Linked DNA regions of Mus musculus: regions 1 and 3 are each linked to region 2. The links are chromatin loops, found by intact Hi-C in ENCODE. Cell type or tissue: left cerebral cortex. All regions are shown on one strand. Links, peaks and the distances in the headings refer to the core of each region. The heading gives the core; the rest is flanking DNA.

Region 1 (6,409 bases), core at 2,259-4,758, 48 kb before region 2:
CTGTCCTACCGGATCTGTGCAGTGTCTGCTGTGGTCTCATTTGCCGATGGAGAAACTGAGGCAGTCAGTCCAGGAAATGTCTGAACTCTGGCCCCTATCTTTAACAGTACCCCCACGGTGCCACCATGTTGTCACAAAATGGCCTCATCTTGCAGTCTGGGTGTAAGCTCCTTGAGTGGCAAGCACCTCAGTGGCTGTTTCCCTCCTGAGGAAGGCTTGCAGGCCAAAGCCTTGTCTAGGTGCCACTGCTCCCTTTCTTATTTCCCCAGCTTCTAAGCCTGACTGCCTGAAGCCAACTATTCAGCAGGCAGCACAAAGTGCCTAGGTCAGGCCAGGGGTCAGCTCTTCAGTCACCTGCCTTCCCTTCCATTAATCCATCTATCCGCCCACATACCATCTATCCACCTATCACCCATCCTATCCATCCATCCATCCATCCACTCTTCCAGCCATCCATCCATCCATCCATCCATCCATCCATCCATCCATTCTTCTATCCATCCATCCATCCACCCACCCACCCATCCTAGCCTTTCATCCATCCATCTATCCTATCCTTCCTTCCATCCATCCATCCATCCATCCATCCACTCTTCCATCCATCTATCCATCCATCCATTCTTCTATCTATCCATCCATCCATCCATCCATCCATCCATCCATCCATCCATTCTTCTATCCATCCATCCATCCATCCATCCATCCATCCATCCATCCATTCTTCTATCCATCCATCCATCCATCCATCCATCCATCCATCCATCCATCCATTCTTCTATCCATCCATCCATCCATCCACCCACCCATCCTAGCCTTTCATCCATCCATCTATCCTATCCTTCCTTCCTTCCATCCATCCATCCACCCACCCATCCATCCATCCTTCCATCCATCAATCTATCTTTCCATGCTTAACTGTCTCCTCTGACATAGTTCAGGAGAGTACTGGGACTCAGTCAGTCTCTTCCTACTGCGATGCTTTAATTCCCTTAGGTAAATGAGGGGCATGGGCAGACAGAACAGGGTCCCTGAGAAGTTAACTCAGCTCAGCCACACAGCCCTGTGAAATTTTGTGAAAGCAACATTCTGCTCATGTCCCAAGAACCCTCAATTCAAGCCCCTGCTCTTCTTGGTGACCAAGGAAGTAACAAGACTTGCCCCTGGGAAGCCATGTGGCCCAGCAAGTGGGCCGTCACTAGGGCAAACAGTTTTCTCCCAGAAAAAGTGTGGTGCTGGGTGCTTCTGGGCAGATCTTGCAGCCTGACTTCTACACTGTTGTTCTTGCCTTTGTCTTTGATGGACTCCCAGGAGAAGGGCCAACAGAACAGCAGAGAGCTTCCCCTGGTTACAGAGGATAACAGCCTTTGTCCCATGTCCCAGCTGCTTGGGGGGTTGGAAGCCAGCTTCTGGAACATCTGGGGGTCCCTCTACTCCTCAGCCCCACTAAGCCTGCTCAGCTACACCTCCAAGGTGCACCCAAGCAAACCCTTCTTCCAGCTATGCCAAGAAGACTGGAAATTTCTACTAAGCAGCTGGTTCTGGCTTGATTTCCACTTTGCTTGGCAGGAGACCGGGGAGGGGCCAAGCTGCTCAGCCCCAGAACAGGCCCTGCATTCTTGAAGTTACAGTCAGGGGTCACTGGGAGTGGGGCTTGTGGGGCCTGGTAAGCCTCTCCGTAAGAATGAACAAGTGGCCCCATGCTGAAAGCTCACCTCTGGGTAGGCCTTATGCTGTCTGGACCAGCTGGGTCTCTAGAAACTTTATATAGGGAGGCCAGATCTGTTACTAAGCTATCTCAGGCTACCTTCAAGGCTCTAAGAGAGCCTGCCTGCACAAGGGCAGAGCCCAGAGCCCCTAAGGGGAAAGTCCACATGCTATACAGAGATGGGTCTGACTTGGTGACAGGCCAGAAGGTACTGCACAGTTACTACTGGGCTGGAGGGGATGGTGGTCGGGGCCTGGCTGGGTACCCTAAGGGAGAAGAGGAGTATGGGACATGGTGGCTTGATGGGGAGACCAGCCCTGATCCCTGCTAGCACATAGGAGATTCTTATGCACAGAACCAACACAGAGGTCCAAAGGTTCTGCATCCTGGCTGCTGCGGGAAGGCTCTAGTTCTCCCTCTGGTAAATCACAAGTCTAAGCACTTCTCGCCCACCCAAGCTAGGCTTTGGCTACAGAGACCTGAGTCGGATCAGCTAGTGGCCCAGTCACTCTACTCTGTAGGCCCTGTGTGCCATCAGACCCAAGGACAATGGAGAAAAGAAAAAAGGAGAAAAAGGAGAGTTTGGGAAATGTTCACTGGGCACCAACTGCCAGCAGAAGGAAGGGCTCTCTAGGCCATTAAAAGGGATTCACCAGTCTCTCTCTCTTTCTCTGTCTGTGTCTCTCTCTCTCTCTGGCTGGAGGAAGCAGTAATGCCTAGGGAAAGGCCAGCCAGGGACTGGAGGGTACCAGGCCAGGATAGAAGAAACCACATTGAGGTGGGGGAGGGGTTCCAACCTGTGGGGAGATGACCACAGGGTGTGAAGGGGACGAGCTAGGATAGAAGAGTGTACAGGGATCCATTCTCTGGGAAGGCACCAGCTGGGGGTGGGAGGAACTAGGCAGGGACAAAAGACCACACTAGGGTGTGGGGGGGACCAGCTTAGGGTGGGAGGGACCACCAGCCTGGGGTGAAGGAGACCAGCGGGGAACCTAAGAACCTCCCGGGGGTGGAGGGGGGCCGACTCCGCCCCCGCTCGGCAGGCGGCTTGCCCGGGGCGCTGCGAGCAGGGTAAAGCTTCAGCGGAAAGGAATGCCTGGCTCGGCGGGGGCGGCCGCGCCCGGGGCCGGCCTGGTTCGCGCAGCTCTCGGGGCCGCTGGCGCCGCCGCCCGGGCTCGCGCCGGATCGGGGCGCGCCTCGCAGCGGGGGTGCGCGCCGCCCCTCCCCCATAACTCAAAAGCTTGTCAGGCCGGTTCCAGACTCCTGGCGCCGGGCTCTGCTCCAGGAAAAAAAAAAAAAAAAAGGAACGAGAAAAAGGAAAAAGCAAGCGAGGGAGCGAGCAAGGCCCGCGGCGCGGAACGGGCTACCCACGCGCACATCCCGCGCGCCCACTCTAGGGACAGGGCGCGCGACACTCGTTCATCTCTACCGCCCCAACGATTGTTCAGTGGCCCCGGCGGGGAGGGGGCGCTGTGCAGCCCACAGGTCCTCGAGCGCTTCCTCCGGGGCCTCGTGGGTCGGAAGGCGTCCCCACGCCCGGGGTCCTGATGTGAGAAAGCTGTTTCGGGGCGGGTTCCAGCAGCATCGTGGGGGTAGCTGCGCAAGAGGCGGCTGCGGACCTCCCAGCTCGACCGCGGAGGGGACGGGGTGACGGGGGCGTGGGAAGACCCGGCCCGGTGCTTTTTCCTTTTTTCCCTCCCATCAACATCCTTCTGCGAGCAACTATGCCTAGGGTAGAGAGCCGACTAGGAAGGGGTTAAGGGCAGCAATTTAGAGAGAAAGCTGAGTCCAAATCTCTCCTGCTGTGTGGCCTTAGGCCAGGGGCTTGCCCTTTCCACTTCCTCTGGAGGGGAGGGAGGAGGGGCTTGTCTAGAGCTTGACACTGAACACTGGAGTCCTATCTTCGGTGGGGTTCCCATTTTTTCTTTCCACCCTCAACTTCTCGACCCAAATAAGCTTAACCATCTGAGAGTCATTCTCAAAGCCAAGACAGCCCTGGGAGCCCTCACTTCCGGCTGGTCTTTCAAAAGACCATGTATTGGGGTAGTCAGGGACTCTGCACAGGCCAGTGATGTCTCCTGCTCTAGGCCACTCTAAGCTTGTCTCCCTGCTTTCTGCCTGGATTCTAGAGTCAAGAAGGCAGGATAGCTCAGATAGTTACAATTGCATTTGGCCTGCCCAGGATGCCCGGAGCGTTTTCTATCCAACAGGGCTAAAATTGAGAAGGCTCCTGTCTCCATACTAAGCCTGCACAAGGCTGGCCTGTATCTGATGGGACTGGAAGACCCTGGGCAGACTCGAGTTTGTGGCCTGAGTTGTGGGGGAACTACTGGGCTGTGGGATTCTGTGGGGCCTGCTTTTCCAGGGGCCAGCAGTTCAGCTTAAGAAATCCACCACTCAAGGGGTGTGGTAGCACACGCCTTTAATCCCAGCACTAGGGAGGCAGAAGCAGGTGGATTTCTTAGTTCGAGGCCAGCCTGGTCTACAGAGTGAGTTCCAGGACAGCCAGGGCTATACAGAGAAACCCTGTCTCAAAAAACCAAAAAGAAAGAAAGAAAGAGAGAGAGAGAGAGAGAGAGAGAGAGAGAGAGAGAGAGAGAGAGAGAAAGAAAGATCCACCACTCCCTGGTCATTCAGGGGGACAGGACCAAGCTGAGGCACAAGCCCACTTTGGACCCCCTAAGCAGTATGCTAAGTGGCCCCATTACAAGGGGCACCTCTCCTAAGAGACACATCTCACCTCAGCCTTTGCTACCAGAACAATCTGCAGTGTTCCCTTCCAGAGACTTTTGTGTCCCCAGGCACAAGCCAGTGAGGCCTTTGTTGGTGACCACACTGTTCCAGACTTGCTTTTTTTTAAAAAAATAATGATACTATGTATTTTATGTACGTGTGTGCTCGTGTGTCGTGACAGGTGTGGGGAGATCAGAGGACAACTTGGGGGGGTCTGTTCTCTCCTACCATGTGGGTTCCTGGAATCCAACACTGGTTGTCTTGTTTGAAGGAGGACCCTTATCCTCTGAGTCATAGTGCCCCACCCCTCCCCCATCAGCTTTTCTATTGGTTCCCACAATGGGTGTCCACACATCCCAAAATACAGCTCCAGTCAGCGTAGAGGCACGTGCCTGCGAGGTGGTGGTCCTTGGAGAACTGGGACTCTGATTCAGGACTCCAGCCCTCCCTTCTGTGTGCACCGTACAAGGCAGGCAAAGGGTTTTGCCAATGGGATGGCCTGGGCTCCTGCCTTTCTCAGCCAGGCTTCCCGAGGGCTGGGCCAGGTTCAGCAGCACACTTGGGTGCCTGTCAAGCACAGGAAAGGTTGAGATTCCTTGAACCAGATTCCAGAAAAAGGGCTCTTTGCATCTGGGACCCAGCCCTTCTCCAAAGGACTCCCTACATGGATGCATCTAGCTTATTCAAGAACACTGTGAGGTCATCTTCATCTATGTAGCAAGGTCAAGGCCATCTTGAGGTAAAAGAGACCATCCCTAGCACCATGTTAAACCAGGTATGGTGGTACCTGTCTATAAGCCCCACACTCAGAAGGTGGAAGCAGGAGGTTGGCAGAGGGAACAGAGGAAATCGATTGCCCATGAGCTCTTGGGAGAGCCAGCCTTCCCTTGCAGTTTCCATGCTACTGGGTGGGGAAGCCTGGCTAATGACAAGAGTCTCCAGTGCTCTGATGTATCTGTTAGGGCACTTCTTCTTCCTCTTCCTCTTCCTCTTCCTCTTCCTCTTCCTCTTCCTCTTCCTCTTCTTCTTCTTCTTCTTCTTGTTTTTTGAAACAGGGTTTCTCTGTATAGCCCTGGCTGTCCTGGAACTCACTTTGTAGACCAGGCTGGCCTTGAACTCAGAAATTCTCCGGTCTCTGCCTCCTGAGTGCTGGGATTAAAGGCGTTCACCACCAGGCCTGGCTAGGGCACTTCTTTTTGAGGTGAGTGCGAGGGGTCGGTGATCCATAGGGTGTGAATGGCTTTGCATGGGGCCCTGTACACACAAAACGCAGACCTGGAAGATAACCATGGGCTCCAGGGTTGGAAATGGCCAGATGGGAGGGCAACTTAATTATTTAACATGGGGAAGGGCTGGGAGTCTAGCTCTGCAGATAGAACATGCAGAAGGCCTGGTCCATAGCACCAAATAAACCAAGCTGGTGGCACACACTTGTAATTCAAGCACTTGGGGTGCAGACAGGACTGAGCGAGCAGAGACTGAGCGAGCGGAGCTGACAGGAGCAAGCAGAAGTCCTAAAAATTCCCAACAACCACATGAAGGCTCACAACCATCTGTACAGCTATAGTGTACTCTTATACATAAAACAAATAAATCTTTAAAAAAACAAAGTAATCCGTTAGATAGCCAATGATGTGGAGGACCAGCTGAGGGGAGACTGTCACTGTGCTCTTCAGATGGGGATACTGAGGCCTGAGGAAGCAAAGTAATGCACTAGACTAGGCTCACAGTGGAGGAAGAAGCAGGCTGGTGAGAATAGACTGCAGTCATGCTGTTTCCTCCCTCAATGCCTACCCCTGCCTAGGATCAGGGAGGGGCCACTGTCCCTGCCCTAACTGTCCAGGGACCTCTAGCAATTACCAGAGCTAAGCATTTTTATCCCAGCCTCAAGAAACATAGCTTTTCAAGGAGCTGGAAGTTGCTATGTAGACAGTGGGGGTGGGGGTGGGTGGGAGTGGGGGGTGGGGGAAG
Region 2 (6,409 bases), core at 2,552-5,051:
GATGGAGCCTGAGGGTCATAACCTGAGGCCTGGCCCCGGCTCCTGCCCAGTGCTCACGGCCTGTCTCTTTCCTGTCCTTCCATGGCTCCCTGTGATCGAGTGTGTCTGTGGATTTTTATCCATGCATTCAAGGGAATCTGGGTGGGGCTGGTAGCGCGGCCTGTTCCTGGAGCTTCGACCGGGTAGCAAAAGCGACAGGCAACAGCCAGTCTCCACTCAGCTCAGTGGTTAAGCTCATGTCAGTCAGAGTGGCCCTGGGTTTTAGGTCAGAGCTTTAGGATCCAAATGGGTCCTTAGAAGAGTTGGTAGGTAACTTGGAGGGTCACTTACCCTGAGTGGAGCTTCAGAACTGCAGACTTTGGAATGCCACAACCCATCTTTTCTGCTGTGGTGTGAATGCACAGCCTTACATGCTGGGACATAATCTTACCATCAGGGTTTAGGAGGCGGGTGGTATCCTGGGCTGGCAAGAAGGCTTGGCAGGCAGGTAAAGGACAGCCTGAGTTCAGACCTCAGAACCCACGCAGTTGAAGGAGAGACCCTTCTCCAAAAAGTTGTCCTCTGACTGTCACGTGTGGAGTGTGCATGCCTGCACACACATGCACACGCTCACACAAGAACACACACGCACAAATGTAACAATGAAAACATCTTTTATGGAGGTGGTGTTAGGAAGTTGTACTTTAAGGCCTTTGGGGGCTGGGGTATGAGGGTTCCCCCATGCAGGTTGATTAGTTTCCTCATAAATGTGGCCTGAGATGGCAAGGAAACCACCACTCTGTATGATTAATATGTACTAATAAAACAAAGAGACTGCAGGGACCACAGAGAGGTGGTATGCATGCCCCTGTAATCTCAGGAAACTGAGGCATAGAGGATGTGGAGCTCAAGGCGAGATTTGGCTACATGGGGAGTCTTTGAACGAAAGAGGAAGGGACACAGAAAGGAGAGAAGGAGGAGGAGAAACAGGAGCTCTCTCCGCCCTTACTACACTCAGGCACGGCTAGAAGACCCCATCCAGGACAACAGGCCCTGACCAGGTTTAGGATATGCCTGCAGTGTGATCATGGCATTCCCGTGCCTCAGAACTCTGGGAGATACACTTAGGCTGGTTGGACCTAGAGTACAGCATTTTGTCACAGCAGCCTGACTGACAAACAGGTCCAGAGAGTGTGGCCTGGAAGGGCAGCGGTCTGACAAGCTCCCCAGAGCTTGACCAAGGCTGCTCTGCAGACACGGCTCTCGCAGACCCTCTGACACCCTCTCTCCTTCAGCTGTGCCCAGTTGTGTATCTCATGTCTTTTTAACGGGAAGAGAGGAACCTGTACATTTAATGTGGGCTTCGGTCAAGAAGGATGTTCCATAACCACTGTGTGGTGGTGGGGTGGATGGATGGATGGGATGGGAGGAGGGATGAGTGAGTGACCCCTGCATCCAGTGACTCAGCCGAGGACAGGAAGATTGAGTCTGAGACATGAGCAGGTGCCCCACCACCACCACCACCACACTACTGACATTTTCATTAGGTCGCATCTGCTGCACCTGGACCCTGGCCCTGCCCTGGGAAGCCGCCGTCCCCGAAGCTTTATTAGGAACCTATTAAGGCGTCTTTTTAGACCTGGGTTGCACAGTGGCTCTAGGCGAGGCTAACAATGCTCTGCTGTCACTACCGACATAGGCAGAGGGGCTGGGGAGGGCGGGCTGACTGGAACCCGAGGTGTTTAGTGTCACTCGAGCCTGCCAGGCTTAAGCCCTGTTCCTCTGCTAATTGGCTGTGTGGCATTGGGCAGCTTGCTTTCCTTCTCTGACTCTCAGGTTCCTGTACAGGTCCAAGAGGTGAGAGGCAGCTTGTGGATGGACCTATAGAGCTATAAGCTTGTGGACGGACCTACAGAGCTACAAGCTTGTGGATGGACCTATAGAGCTATAAGCTTGTGGAGGATCTACTGAGCTATAAGTCAGGAATGGCCCACATGAGAGACTTCATCTTGTTCTGGGGACCACATGCGCTGTGATCGCCCGGATTTTATAGATGAAGAAACTGAGGCTAACAGGGAGATCAGGGCTTCGTCAAAGCCACACAGGCAGTGACAGGGCTAGTATTCAAACACAGACACTGGCCACTGACTGGGAACAAAGCTTGGGGCTGGTGGGCGGGGCTGCAGGAGCTTCTTACACCAGCTCCTCCTCCAGGTGACGGCTCTGCCAAGAGCAGGGAGGCTGGGACAATACCGCTGATTTACGGTTCCATCGCGATTAACCACACCATCTGGATGCCACACGCTTGCCTAGTGAGTGAGGACCCCCAGCCCTGCCATATCAGCTGCAGGAAGGGACAGGGGAGAAGGCACACAGATCTCAAGCTCTGGGGCAGACTGCAAAGCCGTGTGCAGAGCACGTATCCTTGGAGACCTACCCTCCCGGTCACCCTTCACTCATGACAGTTAGCAGACACCACGGAGAGTTCTAGTCCCTCTGCTAACCTCAGAAAGGAGGAATGGGTGTCCCAACTCTATACAAAGGGAAGGCTCTGGATGGAGCCACCAAAATGAGAAGGGCTGAGGGGGGTGCTGACTTGTGACTGTAGCACTCACAGCGTGATCCCTGCTCTCCTGCGGGTGTGGCAGGTGCCTGTGCTACCTTCTAGCTTTTCCTGGGGAGTGACTTCACTCCTCTGGGCCACTATCCCTGAGCCTGACCTAAGATACCATTGGCGGTATAGGACATTCAGACCTCAGAAATACTGACTGGGTCAACTATGAGGCAGTCAGTAGCTGCCTTGACCCTCTTCCTGTTTGCCAGATGGGAAAACTGAAGCCCAAGGAAGGTACGGGGCCTGCCTCTGATTCCACGGGGCTTTAGTAGCAGAGCCAAGGCCCACCTCCTTGCTTCTTAACCCCTGAAGCCTATAGCCTCTGGACACAGTCAGCCTAGGTCTCAGGGACCAGGGGACAGCGAAGGAACCCCTTCCAGCTGCAGTAAATAGACGTCGGATTCTGAGCACCCATCTCCCTCCAGGGACAGTCACAAGCCACGAGGGCCTGCTTTGTCATCTCAGGTCTCAGTCTGCTTTGGCCTCAAGGACAGGGACCTTCTCTGAATTACAGCCCAGTCTCTCTGCTCCTTCCTCCCCACATCTCCACAGCTTCCCCTAAAAAAGAGTTAACTGTGACCCCAGGATCTCTATGGTGGATGCATTGTCTTTGGACACCAGGCAGGCTCTCCTTCAGGGTAAGCAGCCCCCCCCCCCCGCCCCTGCCATGTCTACAGGGTGAGGAAGGAGGGAAAGACACACAGAGCTAGGCTGTCCTGAGTGGAAATGCTCTTATGTAGCCTGTAGCCCTCGGTCCACACACTGGGCTGGCTGGCCAGGACTCGGAAGCAGTTCAAGGCTCCCTTCATTTCACACAGCCAACCTGAAGGCGGCATACACAAGCCCGCCATTGATAGTGCTGTAGAAAGACCCAGCCAGCAGCAGCTCCCTTCTCTCTCTCTTGGACAGTTGAGAAATGACAGCTGTCCTGCCCAGGGAGACCAGTCTCCGTTCCAGGGTGTCCCCCTCTGGGGCTCCACTCAAGGGAGCATCCTGCTGGCTGCCTGTGCTTGCCTGCCGCCAGGAACAGAGCCAGATGGAGCAGCTTTAGCTGCTGGCCTCTGCTAGCATTGCAGGCCCCGTGACCTGTCCCCCTGGGACCCTTTGGCCTGGCCATCCGAGGTGACCCTTCCCCCTTCCCCACAGAAGCTCAGACCTCTGACCCTTATTAAAAACAAACCAAACAGAATCTACAGAGAAGAAAATTCTCCACAAACGGCCTCAGATATAATCACGTGTGTCCCTGTAACAAACATACACACACACCAGCTTCAGACCCCCAAGGCTGCAGCCGCTTCCACATAAACAAGCTATTATGGGGTGTGGGGGAGGGCTTTTGTTATGAAACATCTAGGCTTCCCTCAACTTGGGGGGTGTGGAGGAAAGAACGTTGTTTTCTGGCACAAGAGGGGACATGGAGGGTGCCAGGGCTTCTGTGTTCTATGCAGGTTCTATCTGGCAAAGGGACACGTGGAGATGGGGACCAAGAGGAGGAGGCATCCTGGACGTCACCAGGTGCCCCATCCACGGCGAGGGAAGCCTGGACCCGGCTCTGCTGTCACTCAGAACAGGTCGGGGACTCCGGTGACCACGTCCCTGCCCGCTGCATGCTTGGAAAGCACTGCCTTTGCCAGAAGCCGAGGCGAGAAGGCTCCCAAAGCAGACACCGACCCCCGAGTAGCACTGGTCTCCACGGGCCACCCCGGGAGCTGTAGGGCGAGGCCCACCCGCGCGCCGTACTGCGCATGCGTCAGTCGGCTGAGCAGGAGGCCGCCCGCGCAGCCTCGCTCCCGTCCGGTCGCCGTGGCAACGGGCTCGCGGGGGGAGGGGCCGCGCCGCGGCGGCTGCTATTTCTGCTGCTTCCTGTTCCTTGCGGCCACGTCGCCATGGCAACGGAGTTACTCAGCTCGGCCGCCTCTCGGCTCGGCTGGTGCGCGTGACCCCGGCCGCTCGCGCCCCCTCGTCCCCCTCCCGCACCCTCCCCGGTGCCCGCGGCCGGCAGGGAGGCAGATTGATGGGCGACGCTTATTAAAACACAGTGGAAGCGTTTCCGTTTTTATGACGCTGACGAGGCAGCGTTATTTACTGTTATTGTTCGCCCTGGCCGCCCGGGAGCTCACCTTCGGCCAGTCCCAGGACGGCGCGTGGCACCCCGGGGTCCCACCTATTCTCAGAGCCCCTTCTCCCGCGACAGCCGTGGAGAGGGGCCGCACAGGCCCAGGGGCTCATGCTTGAAGGAGAAAAAGGCGACAAAAATAAATAAATAAAAGAGAAGCAGATGACTTCATTCTCGGGAAGGCCAATTTCCTGGGGACGCTGGTGGAAACAGCCCCCGAGCCGCTGAATGCTCTCAATACTAAGCCAGATGGAGACCAGAAAATCCTCAGCCCTTCCTGAACGTGTGACCCCCCAGGCTAGGCAGCCAGGCAGTAAGAATTCGGCCACCCAGTAGGGTTTAGCTTCCTAGATTCCGCAGCATTTGTCCTGAACCTTCCCACTTAGCCTCCCCTCCCTGAGAGGGTGAGTAACCGGCTCAAGGTCACACAGCCCAGTCCCTGAGTTTTCTGCTTGAGGTTTCTGCAAGGAGGAAGCCAGCGAGTACTGTGGAGCCAGAGGGACAGCAATTCGACCCAGGGCTCTTTGAAGCCTGACTCGGCTTCGAGGCGAATAAAGATTAACTCAGCACGTGTAAGCCTTGCTGTGCGGTCCTCTGCACATCCTGTATGGGGTGCCCTTCACGGGAGGGGGGTGTCTACTGGGATCAGAGAGCTCGGAAGGAGGCCCCCACTCCAGTCCCCTGCTACGATGTTAATCTCACCAGGCTAATTAAAGTTTACAGTCCTGCCCATATCCACCTCCAAACTCCCAGGTCGTTATTAGCCCAAATGCAAACAGTTATGACTCTGGTCCTGGACAGAGAGGCTGGAAAGAGGGATGGAGGAGATGGCCTCGGGCACAGGAAGTGGACGTTTAATAATAATAATAATAATAAATATTTGCACGTACAAACAGCTCGAATGAATGGCCCAGAATGGCCCAGGTTGTTTTTTCCTGTGTGCCGGGAGGAGCCTAAGGCCTCCAGCAAAGAGAGCCCTCTGCCTTCAGACCACATCCAGCCCTCAGCCTTGGCTCAGAAACAGAAGTCAGGGTCGTCCTAGGTCTGCTACAGGGTTTTAGTTCGATTCCATTGCCCTTTCAAGGTCAGAGCTTTGGGCCCGGGCCTCCTGGTCATTTCTTGGTAATTAACAAGGGCTCCTTCAGCCCCACGAACACCTCAGACTCTCCACACACAACGCACGGGTGGTTCCTAAGTCGCCTGGACCATCACAGAGTGATCTTCAGGGCTGCTGGGAATCAGCCTTGAAGAAAAGGCTCCCAGAAAGACTTAGTGCCCTTGCTGATGATAGTCTAGAGTAGGGCAGGCTGGGGGAAGAGTGTGTGTGCAGTTCCTCATGCCTGGAAATCAGTGTGCACCCCATAAACTCACCCCCCTCCCCGGGGAACAGGCTGCATGCAGCAGCAGGTACTAGCAGGGAAGGTGCTAGCCACACCTGTGGGCAGTTTGACACATGAGCAAGCTTAAGACCCCCAAGGGACAGACTGCTTTACTCAGAGGGACACCTCAAGAGAGACCCCAGAGCTTGACTCTCCTCATGACAATTGTTTCTTCTGGGATACATTCTTTCCCACCAGAAGTTCAGAGGCTGAGGTTGGGTGAGCAGAGGAGCCAGGGACACTGAAGCTTCTAAATGGACCCTCCCTCCACTGAACAGTTTTCCCTGTCAAGAACGCTGTGTGTTGAAGGAAGATGGCTCC
Region 3 (6,409 bases), core at 1,435-3,934, 58 kb before region 2:
ACTTGGGCCCACACCCCCCCCCCCCCCCCCCCCGTAAGTGAATCCCTCTCGGCCCAAGCACCAAGGCAACCTCTTTGTCCTCTTTCCCAGGGCCTCCATGCAGACTCCCAGGAGTCACCGTGAAGGCCAGAACAAGGCTGTGCCATTGTGCTGCCCACTGACCTGAGAGCACTCCCAGGAGCTGGAACTGCCTTGTGCCCAGTTCCTCCCTCAAGCCCCCATGCAACTAGGCCAGTCCACAAGGACAGGAGGATGGTAGGTCCAGCAGGGGTGGGTACCCCACATCTATTCCTCCTCCAGAATTGGCCCAGAGCGTTCCCCAACCCTTGCTGTGGGATATCTAAGCCTCATCTTCCTTCCTCCCTGCCCTGCCTGTCCTTTCCCTCCAAATATCTATCCCTCTCCTCTCCTCTCCTCTCCTCTCCTCTCCTCTCCTCTCCTCTCCTCTCCTCTCCTCTCCTCTCCTCTCCTCTCCTCTCCTCTCCTCTCTCTCCTCTCCTCTCCTTGTTCTCGCCTCTCCTCTCCTCTTTTTCTCTCCTCTCCTCTCTTTTCCTCGTCTTCTCTGAGTCCTCCCTGGGCCTCCTTCCTTTCTTCTTCCTGGGTTAAAAATAATCAACTTTCTGGGAAGCGGCAGTTCCCGCTGAGCCGCCCTCCCCACACACGGGAGCCCCTGAGAATAGCTTTCTGCGGCTCTCCACTGAACCCCTCCCTCCCTCCTCCCTCCTTCCCTCCGCCCCCTCCCCGCCGGCTGACTAATAAGCCGGGCAGCCGGCTCTGCCAGCTCGCTGCAAGGGCGTTAACTGCTTCGTGCCCGGGTGGCGTTCAGCATATAGCGACAACAGGAGGGTTGTAGGGCACCAGGCCACACGGAGCCGGAGCTCTGGGCCCGTAGTAGACGTTTAACTAACCCAGCTCTGCTAGGCCGAGTGGTTTGGTGAACTTTGTCATCTAACTACCGCTGCGAGCCTGCTGCTGCTGCGGCTGTTGTGTGGCTAGCTAGTTCCTAGCTTAGGAGGAAGGGGTCAGTGGGATCAGTCAGGAGAGGCACCCAAGGGTCGGGACCACGTGAAGGGTGTGACTGGCCTAGTGACTCCTTGGCCCCGGATTCTGGGAACCATTGCGACGGGGCAGAGGTCAAAGGCAAGGCAAGGCTGCCTGCTGCTCTGGGGATCCATGCAGGTACCCCACTGGGAGGGACTTTGACAATTAAGAAATTACATCTAGGGAAACTGAGGTCCAGGGGGTGTTATTCAGGCTAGGATGCATCTGAACATCTGCAGCAGTGCGTGAGGCTCAGTGCTGCAGGGGGCTGATGATCCCAGTCCCTCAAGGTTGGAAGAAGAGCCGGGATATCAAGGTCAAAGGTGAGGGGTTGCTAAGGAGAGCAGAAAGTCAGAAGGAGCAGAGGGGTCCACTCAAGCCCCACCCACTCTGCGCGTCCTGGCATTACCTCATCACCAAGCATGCCCATTGGCTGGCTCTCCTGGAGGCCGGCCCAATGCGGCGGAGCGCATTAACCCGTTCCTCCCAGCAAGCTGCGCTCTGCCCACACCACCCACCTCTGTGTCCCCCACGTAGCCTGCAGAGCCTGAGAGTTGAGAGGACCGGGGAATAGGTGAAGGAGGTGCAGTCCTACGGCCGCATAGTCCCATGGGTGCTGTGTAACTGGGACATCCCTGTCCTGTTCTGGGCTGTGTGACCTTGGACAGACTGCTGCACCTCGCTGAGCCTCGGTTTGTTTTTCTCAGCTGTAAAAAGAAGTGAATGATGTAACTCACGCCCTTCCTAATCCCTGCCATGTGCTTGACAAATGCGGGGCACACGTGGGCTCTGCGTCCCACGGTGCGCCTGAGTGAGCACAAGTGGTACCATTGGGAAGATGGGGTTTCGGGAGAGCAAACGGCTCAAGGTTACCCCGCCATCTCAGGGCTGCCTTTCTTACAGGCTTCTTCTGCTCTTCAGGGAAGTGTTGCTTCCCGCAGTAGAGGTGGAATTGTGCCCAGCTGCTCAGACCCCAGCAAACCCCCTGTAGTTGACCAGTGACAGAGGAGAGCCTTGTGGTCTCCAGGAATATAAGCTGGGACTGAACCCCCAATGGCAGAGGACCCCTGGGGCAAGCACAAAGAAAGGACTACTGGGAAGGACTGAAGCATAGCAAAGGGTTAGTCAGCTACTGGTCCAGAAGGCTGCTTCTCTGGACTTTGGAAATATGCAGAGACCCACAGGCCTGCCTGAGTGTTTACAAATTATAAATCAGGCTAGCAAGCAGCTAAATCAAATCCCTTCCCTCCACCCTGACAAATCCACCTTCCTTAGGAAAGATACAGGCCTCCAAGGCTGGGTTTGTATTTCTAGCTCCCGGGTTTTTCTGGTGCCCAGAAGGGAGCACACGGTGGCTAGCTTCCTCCCAGGATCCTCAGCTCTATCTACCACCTCTGCTTGTCCTCCGCGGGCTGTGCACACTCAGGACCGAGTGGGCACTGCAGGCTGAGAGTCAGCTGGGGCCACGCCCCTACAGACAGCCATCTGCTGGTCACCTGAGTGCTGAGAGTGCCCACGAGGCAGTTTAGACAACCCTCGGGGCCTCTGAGACCCGAGCTCCGGGGCTCCGACCACGCTGGTCTCTGAACCACCAGTCTTAAGTGGAGAGGTCCTGCCAAGCGCCCTGGGCTGCAAGTGCAGCTGGGGTGGTCTTCGCTGGAGCCAGGGGCTGCTCTCTTGGAATTTCCTTCTGCCCTTTGCTTCTGGCCACACCCACTCTAGCTAGATCGCCACCCCTAAGCCATTGCGGACTCTTCCCAAAGTTCCCGTTCCCACTGCTTCGGCCTGTGCTGTGCGCACCTACCCCTCTCTGCCCCCTCCCAGAGCTCCTCTCCCACATTCCCTGCCCACCTGGTATCCCTCCCTAAAGCCAGCCATGCAAATCTTCCTGGAACTCAGACCAGGCTGCTGCTTCCTTCAGCAACAGAACTGGCTTCCATGTTGAGTTCCCTGCCACAACGTGCCCCACTGATGGCCAGCTTCCCCTGGATGCCACCTTTTTGTCTCATCCCCCTGTGGCTCTGGGCTCCAGCCATTGGCCCCAGCTCTGATTAGGTAGGGCACATTCTGTTCCTTTCTGCGCTGGGTCTTTGCACTCTCCACTTGCTTGGCTTGGAGTCCTGTTTTCTGCCCCTCACCTCCTGGGGGTGGGGCGTCCCTGATCCCCACCCCCACTCCCAGCCCAGCAGAAATCACACAGCAGGAGCTGGTTATCTGCGGAGTATCCGGTGGCCAGCTAGCTTCCCCCCGTGGCCAGTGTGCAGCAGGAAAGCTGCCCGGCAGCCAAGCTTGCAGCTGCTCCTCTGGGTCTCAGCAGAATGCCCAGCATCATGGAGGACCACTGGGTGCTGGAGGGGATCTCTGGATCTCAGCAGGCCCCTGGGCTCTCTAGTCTTCATCAGCACTGCCTCCCGCACAGCCCCCTTTATAAAGGGACCTCATGTTTCCATTCTCCAGGACAAGGACACTACGCACAAAGGTTCTTTGACACAAAAGGCGAGTCACAGACCCAGATCAGAACCCAGGTGGTCCACCTCCCTCCTTCTAGCTACAGACCGAGGGGGCAATATCTTGCTGTGGGTCTTTGGGCAAATGTCTCAACCTCTCTAGTGGAAGCTTTGCTTTGTATAGGACTGGCCAGAAGGGTGGGTGATCATTTGAGATTCTTCCCAGTTAACATGGGGCTGGGGGTGCTGTGATTTGTGACCTTCAGACAGTTCCTCTGATGGCCTGACCTGCAGCTAGCACCTACCTCCAATCATTCTCCCAGGCTTCTCTATGAAGTGCACCCTGCTTCACTGCCAAGGAGACAAGGCAGGGAAGCCTGGTGGTTAGAACACCCAGCTTCAGGGTGGGCCAAGTGCAGATCCTGCCACCTCCTTAGCATAGCAGTGTGGCTTCAAAGGGTCGCTGTCCACCAGGCTCTTCATCTGTCACAACTCATTGAGCCCTGGGTGCTTCCTGGGTTGTGAGGACAACGCCAGCACTTGGCTGTCATGTCAGAATGGACACAAGGGCTTTGGTCCACCTGCCTGTGTTCTCAGCTTATCAGTCAAGTTAACCACGTGGTTGAAGAATGTCATCTCCACTCAGACGAGTTCCCCAAATCCAACTGAGAAGTTGGACCTGAGTACCTGGTCAGACCACCAAACTGTCCTGCCTTTCTGTCTCAGGTCTAGCCTGAGCAGCTATCACTCTGTCACAGGTCTAGCCTGAGCTGCTTTCACTTTGTCACAGGTCCCGCCTGTGTTGGTGTTAGCCTACCAAATCCAGGACTTGCCTTGGCTATCAGGTCCTGAGGTTCAGAGATACAAAGCTAAAGGTTTGGGGGGGCGCCGAGGCTAGTTATTCTGGGGTGAGGTGGGTAGGAATTGGAGCAGGGTTCTTGGTTTCCCATGCCATAAGATTTATATTTGTCACCTAAAGGTCCTCTCAACAGCACTGGGACACCACTCAGGTCCTCAGCAGGGCATGGAGACTTGTCTGAGCTCACAAGAAGGAGGGGAAATGCCAAGTTCTCTGTGGTTTTTAAACACATTTGTGTGTGTGCGCGCACACAGGTATGCACATGCAGGCAGAGGCCAGAGGTGTAGGGTCCCTTGGAGCTAGAGTTGTGGACAGTTGTCAGCTGCCTGATTTTGGTGCTGGGAACTGAACTCAGGTCCTCTGGAAGAGCAGCAACTGCGAACCACTGAGCCATCTCTCCTGCCCCTGCTCCCCTTGCGTTTGCTCTGAAACACCCTGCTTCCTGCCCAGGTAAACGCATGCACATCGTACTGAGACAGGGAATGGAACTGATAAAGAAAATTTCAAGATTTTCACAGGTCCATACCTAACACGCTCAAGGGATTCTTACTCCCCAAATCTTTCGTTTTCTTTTGTTTTCATTTTTTGAGTCAGAATCTCATGTAGCCCAGGCTAACTTTAAACTTGCTATGCAGCCAAGGATGACCTTGGATTCCTGGTCCTTCTGCCTCCATATCCTGAGAGCTGGAACTGCAGACCTAGGCCAGCCTGCCTGGTGTGATGTGGTGCCGTGGACAGAACCCAGGACTTTGTACGTGCTGGGCACACACTCTGCTCGTGGACCCACCATTCCTCGCTCCCAGACATGGTCATTAATGAGCATGGGGGCTCCTGGGTCACATCCCAGCAGCCTTCCCTCACACTGCCCTCATTCCCTTGTTTCCTGTCTCTGCTTGACTCTGGGTACACTGAGGGTAACTGGATCCTTGCTGCAGACCCTCCATGCATGGTTCAGGTCTAAGCGAGGGAGGGGTGATGCGGACCTTCCCACTCTTCTACAGTCTTGGTGTCTCCCAGCTCTACATGTGAAAGGATGTGCCCTGTTCTGAATCTGAGTGCTGGATTCCTGCTGATCCAAAGGAGAGGGAGGCCTTAGTACTCAAAGGAATGGGGCTTGGGGGGTGGGAGGTGGGGGTGGAGGGGTGGCTCGTCTGTAGGGGCTGGTTACACCTACATCTCTCATAAGCTCACTCACCTTTTTTGGCCATACAGGATTCCCACCATGACATTGCTGTGTTTTTACAAGGTAATTTTCAGTATTGTCCCATTTTACAGATGAAAAGGTTGAGACTCAAGACAGAGATTACCTTAGGGCTGTAACTTTAAGCTGCAGTTGGGGTCAGATGAGTGACTGAGTGTGGGTAAAGGTTGTTTACAGGAAGAATAGTTCCTGGATGGATGGAGCATGGGGCCAGGACAGTGATAATTGTGAGGTTGAGGGAGTAGAGGCCAGTCTCTGAACCAGAAAAGCCTCTATCAGGGTTTCTGCCCTCAGAGGAGATCCACCAGGGGACAAGGCTGGAGGCCATGGGAGGCCTGACTGACTTGAGAGCCAGTGTCTGGGGTCTGTGGTGTGCAGAATGGGCTGTGTGATGGAGGGGAAGTGAGTCTCCTTCTGTGCCATGTGGATGGAGTGTGTGTGTGTTGTGTTGTGTGTGTGTGTGGTATGTGTGTTGTGTGTGTGTGTGTGTGGTATGTGTGTGTGTATGTGTGTGTGGTATGTGTGAATTATGTGTTTGTGGGGTGATGCTAACTGTGATACACATGAAGGGAAGAGCTAAGGAGAGATGGAGTTGGAAGAGTTAACTGGAAAAGCAGGGTGAGGTTAGGAGTGTTCCAGAAGTGAAAACCACACCCGCACATGTGCAAAGGCCTGGAGGCTGGAGGAGTCCAGGCAAAGGAGCACGGAGGACTTGAAAGAGCTCCAGCAAGGCTGAGGCAGGGAGGGGAGGAGCAGAGGAGGGGAGACGGAGAGGAGGGGAGGTCAGGGGCAGCTGCCTACAAGGTCCACTAGCTTCCACAGTGTGGGCAGGGAGCCCCAGCCACTGCCCAGGTGAGGGGC

The links. Peaks named below come from ENCODE experiments on the same cell type or tissue, not always from the same donor. Only the 100,000 strongest peaks of a DNase experiment are listed, where the experiment ranks them.
Region 1: a loop joins it to region 2, with 3 times the contacts of the local background. A loop is called at or near these places in 12 of 42 quality-filtered maps.
Region 3: it touches region 2 in a loop (5-fold over the local background); 11 of 42 quality-filtered maps call a loop at or near these places.

The regions. Positions count from the first base shown.
Region 1 is chr2:30,704,653-30,711,061 of GRCm38, reverse strand. No RefSeq gene overlaps it. Among named protein-coding and RNA genes, the nearest start is that of Gm14488, 13 kb to the left of the region's middle. In left cerebral cortex, for the core only: a CTCF peak has its summit at 3,197; DNase peaks (open chromatin) are centred at 2,569, 2,966 and 3,521; H3K4me3 peaks cover 878 bases; H3K27ac peaks cover 2,184 bases.
Region 2 is chr2:30,656,622-30,663,030 of GRCm38, reverse strand. It overlaps Gm14486 (predicted gene 14486), which reads left to right. Exons shown (of 4, transcript NR_136917.1): 3 at 3,146-3,231; 4 at 4,042-4,867. Among named protein-coding and RNA genes, the nearest start is that of Gm32316, 3.9 kb to the right of the region's middle. In left cerebral cortex, for the core only: a CTCF peak has its summit at 3,634; DNase peaks (open chromatin) are centred at 3,604, 4,009, 4,417 and 5,008; H3K4me3 peaks cover 1,013 bases; H3K27ac peaks cover 2,500 bases.
Region 3 is chr2:30,713,552-30,719,960 of GRCm38, reverse strand. Gm14488 (a long non-coding RNA gene) reads left to right here. Exons shown (of 4, transcript XR_866106.3): 2 at 91-255; 3 at 5,560-5,593. Among named protein-coding and RNA genes, the nearest start is that of Gm14488, 4.4 kb to the left of the region's middle. In left cerebral cortex, for the core only: CTCF peaks have their summits at 1,536 and 2,451; DNase peaks (open chromatin) are centred at 1,741, 2,329, 2,932, 3,297 and 1 more place; H3K4me3 peaks cover 6 bases; H3K27ac peaks cover 2,500 bases.